3 separate regions of the Homo sapiens genome follow, and all the other regions are linked to region 2. Evidence: read pairs that join two places in POLR2A ChIA-PET (ENCODE). Cell type or tissue: CD4-positive, alpha-beta T cell. All regions are shown on one strand. Each heading gives the region's core, and the rest is flanking DNA. Links, peaks and the distances in the headings are about the cores only.

Region 1 (7,717 bases), core at 909-5,908, 64 kb before region 2:
TTCCTGAAGGGCAGCTATGTGTTATGTGCTGTTTTTGGTGCTAAAGTTGGAACAGTATGCAAGGCACACAGGAAATAAGATACCTGCTCCCCCTGGAGTTTATGTTCGACCAGGAGAAAACAAACTATATATATACACACACACACTATAAATACACACACACACACACACACACACACACACACACACACACACACAACTGATACAGAGTACGTTTTGTATTCCTGGGCATTTAAGATCTTCATGTATATTTTTATCATTACCAATAATAACAGTAAGTAATGATTTAGAGCAGGGATCTGTATGCTACATATAGCCCGTGGCGAAATCTGGCCCACCACTTGATAAAGTTTTATTGGCACACAGCCATGTCCGTTCATGAAGTATTGTCTATGGCTTCTTCCATGCTGCAGTGGTGACAGTGGCTGAATTTAGTTGTAAAAGAGACCCTACGACTCATAAGACCTAAAATATTTACTATCTGGCCCTTTGCAGAAGACATTTGCTGACCCCTGGCTTAGAGATTTATAGTTCATAGAATAAGTATACTTGCATTATCTTGTTTGTTCCTCGAAGTAATCCTCTGATATAGTTGTTTTCCCTCTTGTATTATGGGTCAGAGTCTGAGTGAGGGGATGACTTGCTCCAGTTCACTTAGTTAGCAGTTCCAGGTGGTCGCTGTGCTGCTGGGGAGACTGCAATTATAAATAGCGTTGTCATGGAAGAACTCATCAGGAAGGTGACAGAGATGTGAAGGCAGAATGAAGAGACCCATGTGGATAGCTGAGGGACCAGAATTCTTGGTAGAAGGAAGGTGCCTTGTGTGTTTGAGGAACAGTTAGAGGTCAGCTGATGGAGCATGAGGGAGATTAGCTGGAGATGCAGTCAGGGAGGAGTGGATGGGGCAGGTGGTGTAGGACTTTACTTTTTACTGAGTGTGCTGTGGGGCCCATGGGAGGCTTTGAGAAGAGGAGTGGCATGATCTGACTTATGGCTGAACAGAAAACACCAGTTCCCTGTAAAGAATGGACCAAAAGGGTCAAGAGTAGCATCAGGGAGCTCTGTTGGGGATGGAATGGGAGGTAGCAGCAGCTGTGTGAGAAGAGGTTAAATTACAAATCTACTTTGGAGGGAGATTTGATTGCAGATGGATTGGAGGGGTGAGGGTAGGTTGAGAGAGAACATGGGGTCAAGGAAGACACCAGGGATTTTTGCTTGAGAGCTGGAAAGATGAAGTAACTGGCTGAGACGGGATGGTGGGCTTGGGAACCAGAAGTTCAATGTTCCATTCAAGATCCCTGTTATGCTCACCATATTTTTTGGAACTGCCATGGACTAAAGAAAAAAGTAAAAGGAAAATGAGTAGTTATATATTTAGGCATTTTCAAATCAAACCACCCTATGTTAAGAGATCTATAGGTTTCCCAATGGTGAGTAGAGAGTGAGTGGAGAATTCTCAAGGGCTTCTGGCTTGCTTGAAAAGCTTCCAAGGCTCTGCAAATTTGTTCAGTAAAGGACTCAATGGTAAATATTGTAGGTTTTGTGGGCTATATTAATCAGCTAGGGCTGCCATAATAGAATACCATAGACTGGGTGGCTTAAGCAACAGAGATTCCTTTTCTCACAGTTTTGGAGTCTGGAAGTCTGAGATCAGGGGACCATTATGGTGGAGTTTTGGTGAGGGCTCTCTTCTGGGCTTGCAGACAGCAGCCTTCTTGCTATGTATTCTCCTGGCAGGGGTGATGTTGAGGGGGTGGGCGGGTGGAGAGAGAAAGAGAGAGAGAGATCGATCATTTTCTTTTTTAAAAATATAAGGCCATGGTCCTATTGGATTAAGGCCTCACCCTTATGACCTCATTAAATCTTAATTCGCCTAAAGACCCTGTCTGCAGATATGGTCATATTTGGGGTGGGGGTTAGGGCTTCAACATAAGAATTTTTGGTGAACAAAATTTAGTTCATAGCATGGGCCATACTGTCTCTGTTGCAAACTCAACTCTGCTGTTGTAGTGCAAATGCATCCATAGACAATGTGTAACATGTGGATGTGGCTGCATTACAATATAACTTATTTAAAACACAGGAAGCAGGCTAGATTTGGTTCCTGGGCGAAAGGGTTTTCCAACCCTTAGTTTATGCTGTTCTGCATAAGTATAACGCGTGCCAATAGATTTGTTTGCTCTGAGGATTGCAAGGATAATAATGTATGCAAATGCAACTGAGCACAGAGCCTGGCATACAGTAGGTGCTCAACATGTATTTGCTTTAAGTTTGACACACTGTCCTTTAAAATAGAATATGGCGACCTGTTTTTCTAAGTTGGCACTTATTGCTCAGCCCCATCATTTTTGTGTCCCTGGTATTGCTCTCATGATCCCTGATGCTACAGTGGGATTGCATCTGACAAATGCTTGAGTTCAAAGTCAGTGTGAAATGAGTGGTTAATACAATATCATTATGTCACTAAATCATCTCTAAGATGGTTGTATCCAGCTACATTCCCATCAATAGCGTAGACTGCAGAGAGAGTATCTAGGAGAGAGTATCTAGAAGTTCTATCATTTACTCGTATATGTTTCCCCAATTTAAGACAGGGTAGGAGAGAAGTAGATCCACTTATCACTAGAACCTGGGGAAAAAGCTAAGGACTTCTCTGCAGTTCCAAAACTTTTCCTGGAACAGTAGATGACGCGTTTTGTACAGGGCAACAGAAACTGGGGTGTTTGGATGGGTTGATGAGATAGTGATTTATTTTGATGTGACTGCTAACACTGCTACTACTGTGAGTCTTGTTAATACAAAACTATTAATCCTGTTCTTGTTCCCTCTGTGCCCGTTGCTGCGTGCTGCCAATGGGGAAGATACAACATATAGGAAAAACCAGATTCTTCACTGCAAATACTGCTTTGCATGCTTTTCTTTCATTGCTTTGGGCTTCTGGGAGAAATCAGAAGAAAAGAAACAAGGCAGTGAATGGTGGAAATCATGGGGGAAAGATGGCATATTTGGGATCTGCAGATGGATATTGAAAATGCAAACTAGTTTGCTGATTTGTAGTTGTATTAGGGTGGGTGTCCAAACTGGTGGTGTTAGTAATGGAATTTGGAACTTCTCAATGGATATGATCCTGTGTGCAGGCATGTGGTCACCTGAATAGTACCACTCAAAACCCCCAAACCTAAAAAAAAAAAAAAAAAAAAAATCCCATTATTTGCATCTCCTACTCTGTTCTAGAAAGCTTAAAGTTTATTGTAAAGGTCTTTGCTTTGTGGAAAGATGCTTTTTGGTAAAGAACATGCTGTTTGTTGGAGCACTGCATTAGTTGTCTGTTGTTGCGTAACAAATCATTTCAAACCTTCATGGCTTAAAACAACAGTAAACATTTATTACCTCACAGTTTATGTGAGTCTAGGATTCAGAAGTGGCTTAGCTGGTAGTTCAGGTTTGAGGTCTCTCATGAGATTGCTGTGCAAGTGTCAACTGGGGTCACTGTCATCTGAAGGGTCGATTATGGTGGATTGGGGGATCCAGTTCCAAGAAGGCTCACTCTTCCAAGAAGGGGGCCAGCATGCTGGTGCTGGCTCTTGGCAGGAGGCCTCAGTTCTTCTCCACATGGGCCTTTTCAGAAGTCTGCCTGAGTATCTTCATGGCATGATGGATGGCTTCCTCCAGAGTGAGCTAAGAGACCATGGCATAAGCTAAAAAGTGTTTTATGAACTGGTCTCAGAAATCACACCACTGTCACCTCCACAGTTTTCTACACAGTTCAGTCCTATTTAGTGGGAGAGGGGTGTATACAAGAATATGATTACTGGGAGGCTAGAATCACCTGGGCCATCTTGGAGGCTGACTACCATAAGAACCAGCCATGCACCAGACCCTGCCTCTATGTGCTTTACCTCATTTAATCTTTAGAGGAATGGTGCCAATACAAGGTAGGATCTACTGCTATAAGAAATCAAAGGTGAATTTCACTAATTTGTCTAAGGTCACACAGCTAGTGAGTGGTGGAGCTGGGATTGTAATGTATACACCTGAGTTCCAGCCTATGGATTAATGCTGGCTTCCATATCTTCCTCAGAGAGACCTGGGTCCAAGTTTGAGCACTGCCCATTGCTTGCGTTTGGTCTTAGTAATACAACTTAATAATTCCATTTGTGTAGCTCAAATGCAATTAACCGTTTGGAATGCACACATGCAGGAGTGGGCACATCAAGGCATTCAGTAGATCAAAAAAATCTTTTCCCTTAAAATTTTCAAAATCTGAGGTACATATACAACAAGTAGTAAGAGATAAGTTTCACACAGTACATGGATGAAGTGCTTTTTTATTTTCAGAGTTATATATTTATTTTAATGTATATTTAAAAAAATGGATGAATTCCACTTGAAAAGTTACTTAACTGAAACTCAATTTTGGTGTTTGTAAGATAAGCATAAAATGCTAACCGCTTAGAGTTGTATGGATTAAAAAAGGTAATGTATATCAAGGGCCTAGCAATTGAAAGTTCATAGCAAGCACTCAATAATATTTACTACTATTAACTCGTGATAAATGTAAAGTGTTCCAGAAAATATGGAAGTGGTGTTCAGGGTTAAGAACATAGAGCCATAATCAGAAGCACTTTTTTCTGTGCTTCTATATTTTAAGAGAGAAACTCTTAGTGATTTGGATTCCATTTAAAGTTATGACACAGTGGTAGAGGAAGTAAGTAGGAAGTGAGATTTTCTTCTTAGTTATGAGAATGGCATCAGTGAGAATTAACTTTTACAGCCACAGTCTTGATAAGGTAAGATGGTTAAAAACAGATGCTTTTATATTTAGAAAACTGATTGGCTACACTGGGTATATAAATGTGCTTTGGAAAAATTTTCACTTCCTACTCCGAGGTCGCCTAATTGCCACAGATACAGATGTTCTGCTTCTTGTTCCTTTGGGTATGAACTCACACCACTCTGGTTTACCTTAACTAGAGGGACTTACTCTCCCACAATTTAATTTCCAAGCTCTAATGCAAAACAGGCTTATTTGCTTTGACAGGCAACTACAGGATAAACAGAAAGGGGCAAATTTATATAGTCAGCTAGCACTCTGCCATTATGAGTAATATGGCTTAACAAGAAAGGAAATGAAGAAATAAAAAAAGATCCCAGACACCATGAGATTTCCCCTAAAGAACTTATTTCCAATGAACCCTAGAAAATAGAACCAGGACAGGCTCTCAGAAGAACAGGAGAAACAAATATTGATTGATTTATTCATAATTTGTGTCCCATCTTCTGCAAAAATCTGATGTGGTTTAGAAAAAAGAAATGTCATAGAATCTTTTTTTTTGCAAGATATTATTGCCAGAGGCATTCAAATAACTTTGGAATAGATGGTCAAATTCCAGGATGTCAAGCCAGTGGTATCATTTCCTCTGAACTTGAAAATTTTTGCTTAGAATACAATCTTACTGATGAAAACAATCAGTGCTGAAAGAGGATAATGTTATCTAAAATGTACTATGTTTTTCCTTTTATATAATATTGGAATGAATGCATGTTTTTGAAAAATTAAAAAAAATTAAAAGTAAAATGTAGAAATAAGAAGTCATCCTTTATTACTATTAACACTGTTAATAGTTTTTTGTTTGTTCATTTTTTAATTTTTTTGAGACAAGGTCTTGCTCTGTCACCCAGGCTGGAGTGCAGTAGTGCGATGATGGCTCACTGCAGACTTGACCTTCTGGGCTCAAACAATCCTCCTGCCTCAGCCTCTCAAGTAGCTGAGACTACAGGCGTGCAACACCATACCTGGCTAATTTTTATATTTTTTGTAGAGATGAGTTTCACCATGTTACCCAGGCTGGTCTTGAACTCCGGGGCTCTAGTGATCCATCTGCCTTGGCCTCCCAAAGTGCTGGGATTACAGGCGTGAGCCACCACGTTATTAATAGCTTTGAATATAGAGTAAGATTCATTATTTCTGGACAACTCTGTGCCCATATCCCCTTTCTAAAAATGCCACAGTTTCCTTTTGGGGAAGTGTTCTCCCCCTAATTTAACCTTTATATTAGTAGCTGAGGTCATCCCGAAACTCCTCAGACTGTGCATCACAGGTGAAGTTGGAATGGACATTGGAGATGCCTCCATGTTGTGCAAGACACCCTGGGATGAGTTTACATATTACTATTAACATCATAGAGCAAATGCTTTTACCTGATGTATTTCCTTGATATGAGGCTGTAGGCCAGAGTCAGCATGAGAGACCCTGAACGCATGGTGTGAAGTTGTGCAGAGAAACAAAGGAAAGGAGAGTTGAGAGGCTGTGGAGGGCAGACTGCCAGCCATTGTTAGCCTGACGACCAGTCCTGTGTGGGGGAATGAGCTTGAACTCCTGTTGGGTTAAACTGGCTCTTACTCCAGAGAGGAAATCTGTTGTTGCTGCCTGGCCAGCATCTGTTTTCCCTTCTTCTGATATCAGCAGCTCGGCTTTCCTCTGGGAACCCCTTTTTCCCCACTTTCTGTCTGTGTCTAAATGATGGGGCTGACCTCCTGTGCCTGACTCCAGGGATGGGTGCATAATCCAGGTCTAGCCAATTAGTCAGTTCTACCCTCTTGGCCACAGGGGTTACTTCAGAAACAGACACATGACGTCCCTCAACCCAGTAACACTCAATTCTATTACGGATTTTGGAATTACCCAGCCAAGAGTGCTCTTTTTAATTGTGCTGGGTTCGTTTGATAGCTTTGAAAATATAAATGCTCACGTTCAGTGCTAACTTAGAGAATGCAGCCAAGACCAGGGATCACCAGCAGAGCTGCTTGACGGTGTTGTTTGAGCACCAGCAGCGCCTGAAAGTTGTAACCCTTAAACTTGATGACATGAGTCAGGACATTTCCTTTTTTGTTGTTTTTATTTTCTGCTAAGACATTTTGAGTTGTGTTTCTATTATATTCAACCAGAAGAGCGTGGCTAATAGACTGCATTCCCTGTAATTGCAGAACCCAGCTCCCTCCCACAGTCAACCGGTGCATAGCCCTCCATGTTCCCTGGTTGGGTGTTTTTCATCTGCTCATGAACAGATGTGGTTGTCAGTCTCTTGGCCATTTTGTCCTCCTTCCCCTGCCCTGGTTTCATCACTGCTTTTCTTGGGGACCACCACCTCTCACTGGGCCCTGTTTTGCATGCACTTCCATCCTGAAATGCTGGTGATTTGTTAATACTCAACTACAAATTGGGAGAGTAAGCCACTCCATACCCCTCTTTCCTGTATGTCTCTGTTGGTACCAGTCTATTTTGCTTGTGATCAAATCTAAATGAGTTCTTAGCCAAACAGCTCTTTTTTTTTTTCCTTATAGCTTTCTCTTGACTCCAGACATGAGCGTGTAGGGGTTTGACTTTGGAGCAACTGGGAATGTCAGTATCATTATGTATTTGGAATTTCCCCTGCCCTCACTAACCAAGCTACGCTTAGAATGGCAAGCTTTTCTCCTTAAGATCTTGACTTCTGTCCAAGGATATTCCTTACTTCACCAGGCCTCTGCTGGCCATACCCACATAGTGGACATCTTGCAAAGCTGGCAGTGAACAGAGGGGAAGCTCAGTCTGGATCCTATTTCTGAGAGACCGGAATTCAGGATTTGACTTTTTCTCTTGTCGTTAGACCATGTATATCCACTTTTGCTTTTATAAGTTTTCCAGAGGCAAACAAATATAACAATCCAAAATGCC
Region 2 (7,717 bases), core at 1,645-6,644:
TTGATATATGCTCTGAATTGAATTATTAAACTGTGATTCGAGCATCTTACTTTGGCCTGTGAACCATTGTATTCTGTGACCTCTGGGTTAGCTTGCCTGGCAGTTTTCTTGGAGGTTTCTATTGCATCACGGTAATTGCCCACACGTCTTCTTCTTCTTTTTTTTTTTTTTAACTTTTAGATTCAAGGGTACATGTGCAGGTTTGTCATATAGGTACATTGCATGTCATGGAAGTTTGGTGTACAGATTATTTCATCACCCAGGTAATAGCATAGTACCCAATAGGTAGTTATTTGATCCTCTCCCTCCTCCCACCCTCCACCTTCAAGTAGGCCCTAGTGTCTGTTGTTCCCTTCTGTGTGTACACGTGTACTCAGTGTTTAGCTCTGACTTGTAAGTGTGAACATGCAGGATTTGGTTTTCTGTTCCTGCATTAGTTCGCTTAGGATGATGGCCTCCAGCACCATCTATGTTGTTGCAAAGGACATGATCTTGTTCTTTTTATGGCTATGTAGTATTCCATGATGTATATGTACTACGTTGTCTTTATCCAGTCTACCACTGATGGGCATTTAGGTTGATTCCATGTCTTTGCTGTTGTCCACACATCTGAGATGCAACCTAATTTTAAGATCATGCTTGTAACTTTTTTTTTTTAAAAATACACTAATTCTGGACTCTGTCAGTTACTGGACTAATTTCCTCCCCACACCCACCTCTACTTCCCTTCTAAAACAATGCTAATTTTGTTCAGATGTCCATGCCTTCCACATTAGCTCAGTTGCCTCAAGGGAAGCCAACCCCACTCCAGTTTTTCAGTACACCCTGATTGGTGTCAAGAATTCCCATTCAGATTCCCCTTGCCAGTGACTGGCTTGGGGGAATGACCACTTGGTAAATCCTGGCTAATGAGTTGTGGAGGGAGATCTACTGGGATTGGGGTTTTCTGGGAAAGTGTTGCGAAGAGAGACTGCACAGTAAGAGGAAGTCTCCCTTCTTTCCCTATATATTGGGCCAGGAAGTGACACATGCAGTTGCTACAGCCATCTTGCCAATAGCTCCAGGAAGATGTAGAGGGAGGGCGGAGTCTACCTCGCTAATATAGACATCCCTAAGCTACTGAATCTACTACCCCAGAGCCCCCATTACCTCTTATCTTTATGATGTTAAAGTTTTTTCCTTCTTGAAACCAGTTTGTCTAAGTTTTCATTTCTTGCAAATGAAAGCATCTTTCATTGAGTCACTTGCCAAAAGTTATAATTTAAATCACTTTAACTGGTTCTTCCTTTCTTTCTTTTTTCTTTTTTTTTTTTTGAGATGGAATCTTGCTCTGTCTCCCAGGCTGGAGTGCAGTGGCACGATCTCAGCTTACTGCAACCTCTGCCTCCTGGGTTCAAGCAATTCTCCTGCCTCAGCCTCCTGAGTAGCTGGGACTACAGGCACATGTCACCATGCCTGGCCAATTTTTTTGTATTTTTAGTAGAGATGGGGTTTCACTGTGTTGGCTAGGATGGTCTCAATCTCTTGACCTCGTCATCCACCCTCCTCGGCCTCCCAAAGTGCTGGGATTACAGGCATGAGCCACTGCGCCTGGCCTTAACTGGTTATTTCTTAATATGATTATAGACTATCAGCAATAGAATCACATTGGGAGCTTCTTAAAATACACTTTCTGAGGCCCCATTGCAAATCTATTGAATCAGAATTTTAGTGGGGCACTACATTCCTATACACACAAAGACAGCAGAAATAATAGTGAAAACTTGATGAAATGATTTAAAAAATTATCCAAAACTTGCAAATAAAGCTGAGAATGAGTCCATGTCCTTTCAGTGTGAGTGTTGAAAAAATTCACCCAAGATTGATTATATAGAAGAATGCACCTGTGTTTAGCTGCAATTTGCTATTTGGTTAGAACCAGATACTTTAAGTTGTATGTTAACTATGTTTTCTGTCTTGGAGAAAAATAACTCCTCTTGGTGATAGTTTAGTGACCCTATACAACATTACCCAGTTTTGACTCTGTTAGCACATTTATTTCTGCATCCTTTTGGCCAACTTACGATATAAATCCTCATTCCTCAATTTCTCCTTTTAACCAACCTTACCATTATGTTTGTTTCTTCATTAATTAATGAATTAAATAAAATTTTTGACATGTATTCATTGTATATTTGTAGGAGAGTCATGCTTTTTTAAAATTGAAGATTATACTTTAATGGGATTCTTAGTTCCTTTGCTCGTTTTTCCCCTCCCAAGGAGCTGTAGCATGGTTCCTTCCTCATTACCAATAATAGCTGCTTATCTTGGTACCTGCAGATAAAAGGTAAGGAAAGGACTAAGTTTTCCCTTTTGTACCAGTGGCTATTTGTGTGTTTGTAAAACAAGCATGACTGAAGTTGCTTTTACCTTTGGCCACTGTTCTTGGCAATTATAAGCAGTGTCTCAAATGCATTTAGGTGCTGAGCTAATTTTCTGTTTTATTGATCAAATGATGTTTCTGTTCTCTGGAACACATTTAGAGCACTCAAGGTAGGTGTGACCCAGAGTTTTAATTAGATACCAGTTAAAATCTAATTTCTAGCTGCTTGTATGATCATTTGGGGCAAGTTTCTTTGAGGACAGAATAGCCTAGTGGAAGCCGTCAGCCAAGCAGTCCTGGGTTTGAATCCCAGCCCGTGATCACCGCATGATGTTGGGCAGGTTCATTAAAGTCAGTTTTCTTTCATGTGAAGAGGGGGCAATAGCAGATACTTCACAATGTAGTTCTTTAGGTGAGAGGGAAGAAGTTGAATGGAGCACCTCAGAGCTTACCTCTAAGACTAGGTGCTCAGGCTGAATTCATATTCGGCCACATAGAGGCTTGTGGTTCTGAATGAGTTACCTAATATCTTTGAGTATCATTTTCCTTACCTGAAAAGTAAATAATAGTTCCTGCCTCATAGGCTTACAAAGAACATCAAAGGAGCATTTGTCCCATTCGTCAACACTAATTGTTTGAGTACCACTTTCACGTATTTTGCTATGTTTCTATCTCATCTTGTGCGCTCATCACAAATCCTGCTACGTTGGCACCATTTCTACTATCACTTACTTGATATTTTCGTTTAATAAATTTCATTAGATAAATATTTATTGACAGTCTATTTTCTAGAAACTGTTGAGGTTTCGAGGGTCTAGCAGTTTACAAATAGGGCAAAAGTTCCTGCCCTCATACGGTTCATGTCTCAAGTAAATTTGTTTTAAACAGACACTGGATATCACCTCCATTAGTTGGAAAACAATGTCACATGGAAAAGATGGTGACTTGAATGAAAATTGTGAAAGCTAAACAATGTTGGTTTTTACAAATTCTAGCTAGACACAGTCTCCCTTTCTTTGTTTAAAAAATACATTTTTCACTTTTAGAGGGTGTTTGAGACATACTAGTGCCACACTGCAGCCCTCCTTGATGTTATTGGGAAAGTCAATAAAGAACCAGAAAGGGGGCAATTTTTCTCACTGTGGGATTCAATGTTGTTTTATTCTATGGGCCCAGCTGACTCCAAGTTGACTGCACTTATCAGCAGGTATACAGGACAGGTTCCACACTTTGGGGCCCCACTTGGATTCACATAAAGCAGCACAGTCCCAGGCACAGAGCTCAGAGGGAGATAACTTTTGGCTCCAGCAATATTCATCATAAAAGAGGGCACATTCTTCTTTGCATCTGCATGGATAGGAAAGGTCTGGGTATCCTCTGCATGGTTATTAATTACAAAATAGATTTCACATGTGTTTTCACGAGGCTGCGATTTCACAATTGCATCTTAGAATGTGCCTTCAGAGCTCTGAGAGCTCCTGGGCGTCTTGTCTTTGTATCATTTGGCTCCTCGTACTAAAAGCCACATCCTGTTATGTTTGGTTGCTAGGTGGAGAAATGTTATCATGGGCTTCAGCAATAATTTATCCACAAGCTCAAGGAGTTGTCATGTTCTCCTGACAGTGAGCTGCAGCACTTTATCAGCTCGCCTGTAAATCAGGCGTGTGTGGGTGCGAATGCCAGCACTGTTTGATCTCTCGCAGACACTGTAATAATCTGCTTTTGTCTGATTGATTCCTTCACATCACCATGCACATTGCAACAGAGAGTGGGTGCCCTCTGTTTATCTCGGCTGGTCATCTGCAGGAGGCCAACAGGGCAGAAAATGCTCTTCGTGCGGAGATGTAAGAGTTTTTGGAATTGGGGCCTTTCCATCATATCCCCGAGCTGGTTTCGTTCAATAAATCAATGATAGCTGAATTGAATGCACCATAAATACCTCAAACCATATCTCTTACAAGAATGTAAGAGTAATTCATAGAAACAGGAAAGGTAACTTTGTGAGAAAGAATTACGACCCCTACAAGCCACAGACATTCAGGGCTTTTTACTGCCTGTGTTCACATCTCACCCGTTGAACTTTGGGGGAAAAAGAATACACTGCTGGCGGGTGTTTGCTTCCAGAACGTGCACCGGGTAAAATGGAGTAGAACAGATCCTGTCGAGACTGATCACTGCTTTTCATCTGACACCGAGCTTTTCTCAATTTCTGTTGGCTTCTGTTACATGTGGTCCGACTTCATCCCTGGTGTCAAGGGATGCATCGCATCATCATTATGGAGCAATTTGGACTCTGTCATTTGGTGGTTTATGAGTCGCCCTTTTGCCACCCCCACACCAGGCCCACCCTTACGTGAGGATTGTCAGCCTTTCTGATGCTTTAAATGTCTTCCCATCAGGCAAGCCTAGTCCCTGTTTCCTGGGCTCCTAATTGCTGACAGGTAGTTTGGGGCACATTTTGGCATCTCCAGCCCCCAGGAGTTGGGCTGAAATCCGTGAGCTGATTACTGCCTTGAGCATGGCAGCAGCTTGCTGTGCTGTGACCCAGGAGCCATCCCCAGCGTCCACGCCTGCCCCAGTTGAAAGCAGAGGTCAAGCTGTATTGTAGATGTGATTGACTAAAATCCCATCGGAGAGGAGGATTGTGTTGTAGCATCCCCCTCTTGGATGGCGGCAAGATGAAATTACATGAAGAAGCCTTTCAGCTCAGAAATGAATGTAGCTATAAAAAAAAAAAAAATAAAGACAGCTTGAGTTGACTGTTTAGTGCAATCAAAGGCATGCAATTGTTCTTATTTTCATAATGGTAGTCAATAATATTAATGATTATTTATTCCACTCCTATTGTGTGCTCAGACATATTTCAGTCACCTGATAGACATTATTAGAAACAGTCTACATTAGTGGTTAGAGCACAAGTAGGCAAACCACAGCCAGTGGGCCAAATCCAGCCAGCCACCTGTTTTTGTCAGTAAAGTTTTATTAGAACACATCCACACTCATTTATTTAGATATCATCTATGACTGCTTTTCCCTACAACAGCAGAATTGAATATTTGTAACAGAGACTGTGTGGCCTGCAAAGGTGAAAATACTATCTGGCGACCATTTAAAAAAACATTTGTTGTTGACACTTGAGTTAGAGGATTGCTTTGGTGCTAGACTGCCTGTTCAAACCCTGGCTTTACCACTTAACAGCTGTGAGACATTGGGCAAGTTACATAACCTCTTTAAACCTTGGTTTTCTTTCATGTAAAATGGAGATTATAATAATGTTGGCCAGGCACGGTGGCTCACGCCTGTAATCCTAGCACTTTGGGAGGCTGAGGTGGGCAGATTGCCTGAGCTCAGCAGTTCGAGACCGGCCTGGGCAACATGGTGAAACCCCGTCTCTACTAAAATACAAAAAACTAGCCGGGCGTTATGGTATGCGCCTGTAATCCCCGTTACTCAGGAGGCTGAGACAGGAGAATCACTTGAACCTGGGTGGTGGAGGTTGCAGTGAGCCGAGATTGCACCACTGCACTCCAGCCTGGGCGACAGAGCGAGACCCTCGTCTCCAAAATAAATAAATAAATAAATAAATAAATAAATAAATAAATAAAAATAATGTTTATCTCATTGAGTTGTTGTTGGTGTAATGAGCACTGCTATGGTTTGAATCTGTCTCCCAGAAGTTCATGCGTTGGAAACCTAATCCCCAAATTTATGTTGATAGTATTTGGAGGCAGGGCCTTTGGATGGTAATCAGGATTAGATGAGGTTATCAGGGTGGGGCCCCATTGAGAGGACTAGTAGCTTTATAAGAAGAGGAAGAGAGACCTGAGTTGACATACTCTTGCCCTCTTGCTGTGTGATGCCCTCCACCATGTTATGACACAGTAAGAAGGGCCTCACTAGATGCCAGTGATGTGCTCTTACACTTCCCAGCCTCCAGAAACATAAGCCATATAGACTTCTATTCTTTATAAATCACCCACTCTGTAGTATTCTGTTATAGCAACAGAAAATGGACTAAGAAAATGGACAAATATGTTAGCCATAACTCAACTGGTAACAATATTCTCTCTGAACATCCTGTTATTTGTTCTCTTGTGCCCACTCTGAGCAGATACATCTGTTCTTCACCTGCCATTTAGGTGCTGATGTCTTGCATGTTTTGTGCCTGTGCATTTGCTTGCATGAATTTATGGGAGTGGACATGTGCAGCCCAGAACATTTGAGAAAGATCAGGGCAGAGTTACAGGCTTCATAAACCATGATGCTTTTACAGGTACTTTAAATATATTCCCAACGTTATTTGAAGGGTTTATTCCAAAGTCTGCACAAAATCCTCTTAGTCTGACTGTTCAAATTAGAATGATAGTGACCTCAGTGGCGTTACAGGATGATTTACAACATATTTGAGAGTACATATTTGCTCTTCACAATTTTAAGAGGGCTTAGACCTAGTTTTAAAAAATTGAAGGTTAAGTCGCCTATGTGAAACCTTCAACTCCTGAAAACTGGATTTTGAAATCCATGATTTTATACTCTATCATAGGAGTCACAACATTTTTCTGTATAGGGCCAGAGAGTATCTGTTTTAGGCTTGCATCTGTTCAGCTCTGCCACTGTAGCACAAAACAGCCGTAGATAATATGCACACAAGTGGTTTAGTGTTGCTATAATAGAATATCTGAAGCTGGGTAATTTATAAAGAAAAGAGGTTTATTTGGCACACAATTCTGGTGACTGGAAGCTTCAAGATTGGGCAACTGCATCTGATGAAGACTCTTACTGCTTCCACTCATGGTGGAAAGAGGAAGGGGAGCAGGTGTGTGCAAAGAGATTACACGGTAAGAGAAGAAACTAGAGACAGAGCAAGGCTCTTTTTTTTTTTTTTTTTTTTTTTGAGACGGAGTCTTGCTCTGTCGCCCAGGCTAGAGTGCAGTGGCGCAATCTTGGCTCACTGTAAGCTCCGCCTCCCGGGTTCACGCCATTCTCCTGCCTCAGCCTCCCAAGTAGCTGGGACTACAGGCACCTGCCACCATGCCCAGCTAATTTTTTTGTATTTTTAGTAGAGACCGGGTTTCACCATGTTAGCCAGGATGGTCTTGATCTCCTGACCTTGTGATCCACCGGTCTCAGCCTCCCACAGTGCTGGGATTACAGGCATGAGCCACCGCACTCGGCCAAGCCAGGCTCTTTTTAACAACCCGCTCTTGGAGAAACTAGTCCATTCCTGTGAGAGCGAGAACTCACTCACCCCTGTGGGAGGGCATTAGTCTATTCATGTGAGCTCCATGGACATAACCCCAACACCTCTCACTACTTCCCACCTCCCAGCACTGCTGCATTGGGCATCAAATGTCA
Region 3 (7,717 bases), core at 1,591-6,590, 100 kb after region 2:
AACAAAAGACATCAGAAAAAGAAAACTACAGTCCAGTATCCCTGATGAGGATTGATGCAAAAACCCACAATAAAATACTAGCAAACAGAATTCAACACCACATCAAAAAAAAAAAAATCATTTGTTATGACCAAGTGGGATTAATCCAGGGATGCAAGGATGGCTCAATATATACAATTCAATTAATTTGATTCACTCTATCAACAGGATGAAGGGCAAACACCACATGATCATTTCAATCGATGCTAAAAAAGCATTTGATAAAATCCAACATCTCTTTATGATAAAAACCCTCAAAAAACTGGGTATACGAGGAACGTACCTCAACATAATAATATCATACTGAATGGGGAAAAACTGAAAGCTTTTCATCTAAGATCTGGAACACAACAAGGATGCCCAATTTTATTATAATTATTCAGCAAAGTACTGGAAGTCCTAGCTAGGGCAATCAGATAAGAGAAAGAAATAAAAGGCATCAAATTTGAAAATAAGAAGTTAAATAATCCTTGCTTGCAGATGATATAATCTTATATTTGGAAAAACCTAAAGACGCCACCAAAAAACTATTAGAGTGGATAAACAAATCAGTAAAGTTGCAGGATACAAAATCAACATACAAAATCAGTAGTATTTCTATATGCCAACAGCAAGCAATGTGAAAAAGAAATTGAGAAAGCAATCTCATTTACAATAGCCACAAATAAAATAAAATACATAGGAAGAAAACAAAAAAAGTGAAAGATCTCAATAATAAAAAGTATAAAACATTGATGAAAGAAAGAGGATAACAAAAAAATGGAAATATACTTCATGTTTTCATAGATTGGCAGAATCAATATTGTTAAAATGTCCACACTACCCAAAGCAATCTACAGATTAAATGCAATCTCTATCAAAATACCAATGACTTTCTTCACAGAAATAGAAAAAAAAATCCTAAAATTTATTGAGAACTACAAAAGACCCATAATAGTCAAATATATCCTGAGAAAAAAAGAACAAAACTGAAGTAATCACATTACCTGACTTCCAGTTATCCTATGGAGCTATAGTAACAAAAGCAGCATGGTACTGACATAAAGACACATAGACCAATAGAACAGAATAGAAAACCCAGAAATAAATCCATGCGTCTTCAGTGAACTCATTTTTGACAGAGGTGCCAAGAATATACACTGGGGTGAGGACAGTCTCTTCAATAAGTGGTGCTGTGAAAACTGGATATCCATATGCAGCAGAATGAAACTATACCCCTATCTCTTGCCATATACAAAAACCAAATAAAATGAATTAAAGACTTAAATCTAAAACCTCAAACTATGAAACTACTTAAAGAAAACATTGAGGAAACTCTCCAGGATGTTGGACTGGGCAAAGATTTCTTGAGTAATACCCCACAAGCACAGACAACCAAAGCAAAAATAGACAAATGGGATAACATCAAGTTAAAAAGCTTCTGCACAGCAAAGGAAATCATCAACAAAGTGAAAAGGCAACCCACAGAATGGAAGAAAATATTTGCAAACTACCCATCTGACGAGGGATTAATAACCAGAATACATAAATAGCTCAAACAACTCTGTTGGAAAAAATCCAACGACCTGATTTAAAAATGAGTAAAAGGTCTGAATAGAGATTTCTCAAAAGAAGTCATACAAAGGATAAACAGGTATATGAAAAGGTGCTCAATATCCTTGATCATCAGAGAAATGAAAATTAAAACCACAATGAGATATCATCTCACCCCAGTAAAAATGGCTTTTATCCAAAAGACAGGCAATAACAAACGCTGGCAAGGATGCAGAGGAGAGGGAACCCTCACACACAGTTGGTGGGAATGTAAATTAGTACAACCACTATGGAGAACAGTATGGAGGTTCCTCAAAAAACTAAAAATAGAACTACCACATGATTCTGCAATTCCACTGCTGGGTTTATACCCAAAAGAAAAGAAATCAGTATATTGAAGAGATACATATCTGCACTCTCATGTTTATTGCAACACTATTCACAATAGCTAAGCTTTGGAAGCAACCCAAGTGTCCATCAGCAGATGAATGGATAAAGAAAATTGTGGTACACAATGGAATACTATTCATCCATAAAAAAATGAAATCCTGTCAATTGCAACAACATAGATGGAACTAGATGTCATTATGTTAAGTGAAATAAGCCAGGTATAGAAAGACAGACTTAGCATGTTTTCACTTATTTGTGGGAGATAAAAAAGTTCAAGGAATTGAACTAATGAGATAGGGAATAGAAATGGTTACCACAGACTGGGAAGGGTGGGAGGTAGTTAATGAGTCAAAAAATATAGTTAGAATGAGTAAAATCTAGTATTTGATAGCACAGCAGGGGGACTACAGTTAATAATAATTTATTGTACACTTTAAAAGAGTGTAGTGGGATTATTTGTAACATACAGAAACAATAAATGCTTGAGGTTATGAATACCCCATTTACCCTGATGTGATTGTCATGCATTCTATGCCTGTATCAAAATATCTCATGCACTCCATAAGTATATACACCTACTATGTACCCACAAAAGTTAAAAATTAAAAAAAAAAAGAGAATGCAACTCAGGAGTCAAGTGACCTGTGTTTTAGTTCTAGCTCTTTAATTATTACATGTGTGATCACTGAAAACATTATTTACTCTCTCTGAGCTTTCATGTTCTTATCCATAAAATGGGAACAATAGGAGCTGCTGTCTGCAGGCAGGTAGTCGCCTTGCCCGTATCTCCGTGGCTCACCTTGGAAGTGCCCTGCTGATCAGAGGACATTCCCTATACCTGCTAATAGCTTCTTACTTCAAGCACCAATGTCTCCCTCCTTGAAGGCTTTCTCTGACTGTAAGAGGCAGCTCAACCTGCACGTGGGCAAGTTGGCAGTGCTGGGGGTGATACCCCCAGGAGTGATCTGCAAATGATAAGAGGAGCTGGTAGATAAACGTCCCAGCCTCCTCACCACCCCCACACCCCCAGGGAATGATTCTATGTTCCACTCAGTCTCCCAGAAGGTCTTCCGTTGGAGTGAGTTCCAGACATCCCCAGGGGTAACTAGCTTGTTACACACCCTCTATTGGCTTTCCTCCCATCCTGAGTCAATTTCCCAATCCTTCACTATGTTCCTGCCCTACATTCCCAAATAAAGAGCTTCTTTTCAAATCCTTCAAGTTTCTCCTTTGGGGAGAACCCAAACAAAGATGCTCTCAGGATTGTGGTGAGAATTCAATGAAACGATGCATGTAAATAGTTGGTGCCATATCTGGTGTGTAGCAGATACCGTAATAACCATAAGTTTTATTACCTACGATGATTATTATGTCAATATATGAATTTTGACTGTAATGGGGAAGCTGTAATAAAGAGTCTGACTCTAGAAGTGAGACAGGGACACATGGGTGAGGAAGATCAGGTCCAGATAAAATGGAAAGATTCTGTAGGAAAGCATATGAGGGTCCCCAAAAATCCTAAGGATACTGCTCAAGACATGCCTCCACTTCCTGGAATCAACAACACAAATGCCCATCAATCAACGAGTGGATAAAGAAACTGTGATTACATATATATATATGATGCAATGCTACTGAGCCATAAAAAGGAATGAATGAATAGCATTCACAGCAACCTGGATAGAATTGGAGACTATTATTCTAAGTGAAGTAACTCAGGAATGGGAAACCAGACATCTTATCTTCTCACTCATAAGTGGGAGCTAAGCTATGATGATGCAAAGACATAAGAATGACACAGTGGACTTTGGGGACTCAGGTGGAAAGGGTGGGAAGGGGGTGAGGGATAAAAGAATACAAATTGAGTTCAGTGTATACTGTTCAGGAGATGGGTGCACCAAAATCTCACAAATCACCACTCAAGAACTTACTCATTTAACCAAATATCACCTGTTCCCCCAAAACCTAAGGAAATAAAACATTTAAAAACAAAGATAAAAGAGACATTTCTCCATTTCCAGAATATTCCTTGCACATGACTTTGTTGAGGGGACAGCAGTCTGGTGAAGTTGCCAGGCCTATTGATTCCAAATCCATGAAACTGGTGATTATTTAGTGAACAGCCTTTGGCCAAGAGGAAGGAGACATGTGACTGGCATCCAAATCACAGCACTTATTTCGTGCTCCTGGGGATGTCGTTTTTTCTTGGTTTCTACAGAGATGAGCATTAGGATTTTAAGGATGAGTAAAGGGGTCTAAAGAAGTGTCATGGAAAAGGGAAACCAAGGAAAGGAGAAGGGAAGAAAAACAGCAAAAAAGATCTGAATAGAGATTTCTCAAAAGAACTCCTACAAGTGACAAGGTAAGTAGTTGCTGCCTTGCCCATATCTCCATGGCTCACCTTGGAAGTGCCCTGCTGTTCAGAGGACCTTCCCTATGCCTGCTAATACTTTAGGCTCATTAAGGGAGAAAATGTTGGCTGAAGGAGTGGCTCATGCCTGGAATCCCAGCACTTTGGGAGGCCAAGGTGGAAGGATTGCTTGAGCCCAGTAGTTCCAGACTAGTCAGGGCAACATGGCAAGACCTGTTTCCATGAAAATTAAAAATAGTTGGCATGGTGGTATGCACCTGTAGTCCAAGCTACTTGGGAGGCTGAGGTAGGAGGATCACTTGAGCCCAGGAAGTTGAGGCTGCAGTAAGCCATGATGGAGCCACTGCAGTCCAGCCTGGGTGATAGAGCAAGACTCTGTCTGTAAATAAATAAATAAATGAACACAAAGAAAAAAAATGCATTCCTCAGTGACTGAGAGAAGAAAGAGTATTTATTGCCTTTCCACATATTGGAGGAATGTGATCTTCCTAACTGAAGGTTATTTGAAGGAACAAAATCATCTCCATTTTGAAGCCTGATCTAGTTAAATTGTGACTGGATTCTTGAATATATTTTAATTCTGCACAATTATTTTGGCCTTGGTTTTGAAGGCCAAATCTGAAGTTAACCTAATTATCTAATAAAATGCATACATTAAAAAAGAGTCAGACTCCGTTGTTTGATGTTTATGGACAGGTTTTAGGCCTCATTCATCCTTCCTCCCTGTCTGTTCCACATCTGGGGAAACTGTTAAGAAATCCCGGACAATCCTTCCTTTGGTGCCGGTGGGAAGTTTAAACCAGGCATCACGGGAACCCTAATGTGGGCCCACCCCTTAACCACCATCAAAGCCCCAAGTCAGTGTCCTTTCCCTGCTCTGTCAAGAAATTTTGGATGTGCTTGAAAGTCTGCTCTGCTCTCTCCAGAAAGCCTTATTATGTGAGTCACAAAGCTTGTACGCACCCTCTTTGTCTCTGTGTGGTGTCATGAGTCTTGACATCTGAACCACATTTTGGGTCAAGTCTATCCTGTTTCTGTAGAGTCGTCACAATAGAGGCAATTCTACGCTTTACCACGAAAAGCACCATAAGATTCCTTACAGTAACAAAAGCTTCTGGGATTTTAAAAAAATGGGTATTATTTATTTAAGGAGGGGTCCATATGGCGGCGGTGAGAGTTCAGGGCAGGGGTCTGAAGCTCAAGGGCAGAGAATGAAGGAATGAGTCACAGAGGGCTGCCGAAGGTCGGGGCATAGATCAGAGACAGTGAGCTCACCATTCCCTTCCCAGCAGCCGAATAAAGAGATCTGGGATTTACGCATAGCCTTTGCTTAAAGGAAAGTGTACCTTTTTGAACCTTGCGACACATTGGACCCTCATCAACTCGGATTTTAATGAGAGGAATTAGTATTCCAATGAACAATCTACATAATATCTTGTAGGCAAAATATTTATTTGGGGCTTGGGACAATGAACAGGCTAGAAATACTCATGGGCAAAAATGTAACATAGTCATAAATGTCTACATTCATTTTCCATTGGTTGTAGAAAAAGAATCTCCGTTTTGGTTTTTACAATTTCAGAATAGGCTGCCCAAATCCAGGGCATTGAATCAGAGTTATATAACTTCTCTGCTAGCTTCTCTATTTATAACAGTGAAGTGTTGGCATGTATGTGAAAATTTAAAGTAAAGCCTGCTTCCTCATGATCTTGTGATCTTTAATTTTTACCTTTAGTTTAACAAATATTTCATCATGATAACTTTTTAGTGGATAAGGAGGGAGCATTCTTTTCAAGACTGCAAAATTTTAATTTGCTTTAATAAAAAATTCTGGTTAGTATAAACATTTAACTGTAAATATGATGCTAAAGGTCAACAATACTGTGCAACTAGTTGCTGGAAATATGTAAAACATTATATAGACATCATATATTAAGCATTATATAGATTTTTTTATTTAGTATGTATATTTATGTATCTAAAATATGGGTGAAATTAGTATGTTACAAATATATTTTTTAAATTTCAAAAATGGCTTTAAAACCAAAGATTATAAGAGGTGGCTCATGAAGAAGACTTAGGTGACAGTTTATGCTCACTGTTAAATGTAATCATTAAAAAAATTATTTTACAAAGAAAACAATCAGAATCCCAGTATGTTCCGATTCTCTATCCTTCCTTCTGTGGCAATGGATGTCTGTGTTCTACCCACATTCCCCCAATCTCACACTTCTGATAACATGCCTATGGCTTCTTACTGGAAAGCTGTGACTCTCAGCAGCAGGGCTTTCTCTTGCCATAAGAATGTTGGCCTTTGCGTGTGAGTGGGGTTGGCGGATAAATATTTCAGCTTACTTTCCCGTATATAGGAGGCTTTGGAGTTGTGTTCTGTACTGCCCCCAGAGTCCTCTGTAGGATTCAATCCCAGCTGCCAACAGCAGTCACTTGCTCCTATCTATGTGCCCTGTAGGGAAGTGTTCCATCCTTTGTCCCCTGTCTCCCTTCCTTACTCCTTTCAATATGATTCCTGGGATCACCTTTCATTCAAATCCTTGTCTTGGGGTCTGCTCCTGAGGAAATTCAACCCCAGACAGTTTCCAGGAATGAATTTGTTTGGTGTCCATTTTTTTTGCTTCTATTTCTCTTTCCCTCTCTTTCTCCCTCACTTCTTCACTCATATATATATATATACATATATACATATGTATACACACCCATATATACATATACATATGTGTGTGTGTGTGTGTGTGTGTGTGTGTATATATATATATATATATTTTTTTTTTTTTTTTTTTGAGACAGAGTCTCGCTTGTCATCCAGGCTTGAGTGCCATGGCACAACCTCGACTCACTGCAGTCTCCGCCTCCCATGTTCAAGTGATTCTTCTGCCTCAGCCTCCTGAGTAGCTGGGATTATAGTTGTGTGCCACAATGTTCAGCCAATTTTTGTATTTTTGGTAGAGACGGGGTTTCACCATGTTGGCCAGGCTGGTCTCCAACTCCTGGCCTCAAGTGATCCGCCCACGTTGGCCTCCCAAAGTGCTGGGATTACAGGCATGAGCCACTGTGCCCAGCTTCACTCATGTTTTTAATACTAGCTGTGTACAGACACTGTGAAGTGTTAGAAGCTTTCAGTCAAGTAGACTCTACTGAAGGAGACAGAAGTTACAGTAAATACTGAGTTTAACTTTTGAGAATTTAACTATATGCAAGGTTTTAAAAAGTGAGAGAAAGAGTTATTTAAGTGGCCAACACTGCCATTCTGTTCAATAAATGCAGACCCCAGCTGGAGTGTGAGAGGCGAAAGGAAGCTAGAATTTTCTCAGTGAACCTCAGGTTGCCTGTGCCTCTCATAGGACATCTTCTCGTGTTGAGTGGTTG

Evidence for each region. ChIA-PET counts read pairs that join two places held together with the same protein. Peaks named below come from ENCODE experiments on the same cell type or tissue, not always from the same donor. Only the 100,000 strongest peaks of a DNase experiment are listed, where the experiment ranks them.
Region 1: POLR2A ChIA-PET joins it to region 2 with 6 read pairs; 2 of 35 experiments call an interaction of 5 or more read pairs at or near these places.
Region 3: POLR2A ChIA-PET joins it to region 2 with 6 read pairs; 2 of 35 experiments call an interaction of 5 or more read pairs at or near these places.

What each region holds. Positions count from the first base shown.
Region 1 is chr20:52,343,627-52,351,343 of GRCh38, forward strand. The region is part of intron 4 of LOC105372666 (a long non-coding RNA gene); the gene reads left to right. Among named protein-coding and RNA genes, the nearest start is that of ZFP64, 160 kb to the left of the region's middle. In CD4-positive, alpha-beta T cell, for the core only: no CTCF peak of the experiment used is centred there; no DNase peak of the experiment used is centred there.
Region 2 is chr20:52,406,445-52,414,161 of GRCh38, forward strand. The region is part of intron 4 of LOC105372666 (a long non-coding RNA gene); the gene reads left to right. Among named protein-coding and RNA genes, the nearest start is that of LINC01524, 210 kb to the right of the region's middle. In CD4-positive, alpha-beta T cell, for the core only: no CTCF peak of the experiment used is centred there; a DNase peak (open chromatin) is centred at 3,927; H3K4me3 peaks cover 558 bases; H3K27ac peaks cover 4,250 bases.
Region 3 is chr20:52,507,288-52,515,004 of GRCh38, forward strand. The region is part of intron 4 of LOC105372666 (a long non-coding RNA gene); the gene reads left to right. It also overlaps the pseudogene MRPS33P4. Among named protein-coding and RNA genes, the nearest start is that of LINC01524, 110 kb to the right of the region's middle. In CD4-positive, alpha-beta T cell, for the core only: no CTCF peak of the experiment used is centred there; no DNase peak of the experiment used is centred there; H3K27me3 peaks cover 32 bases.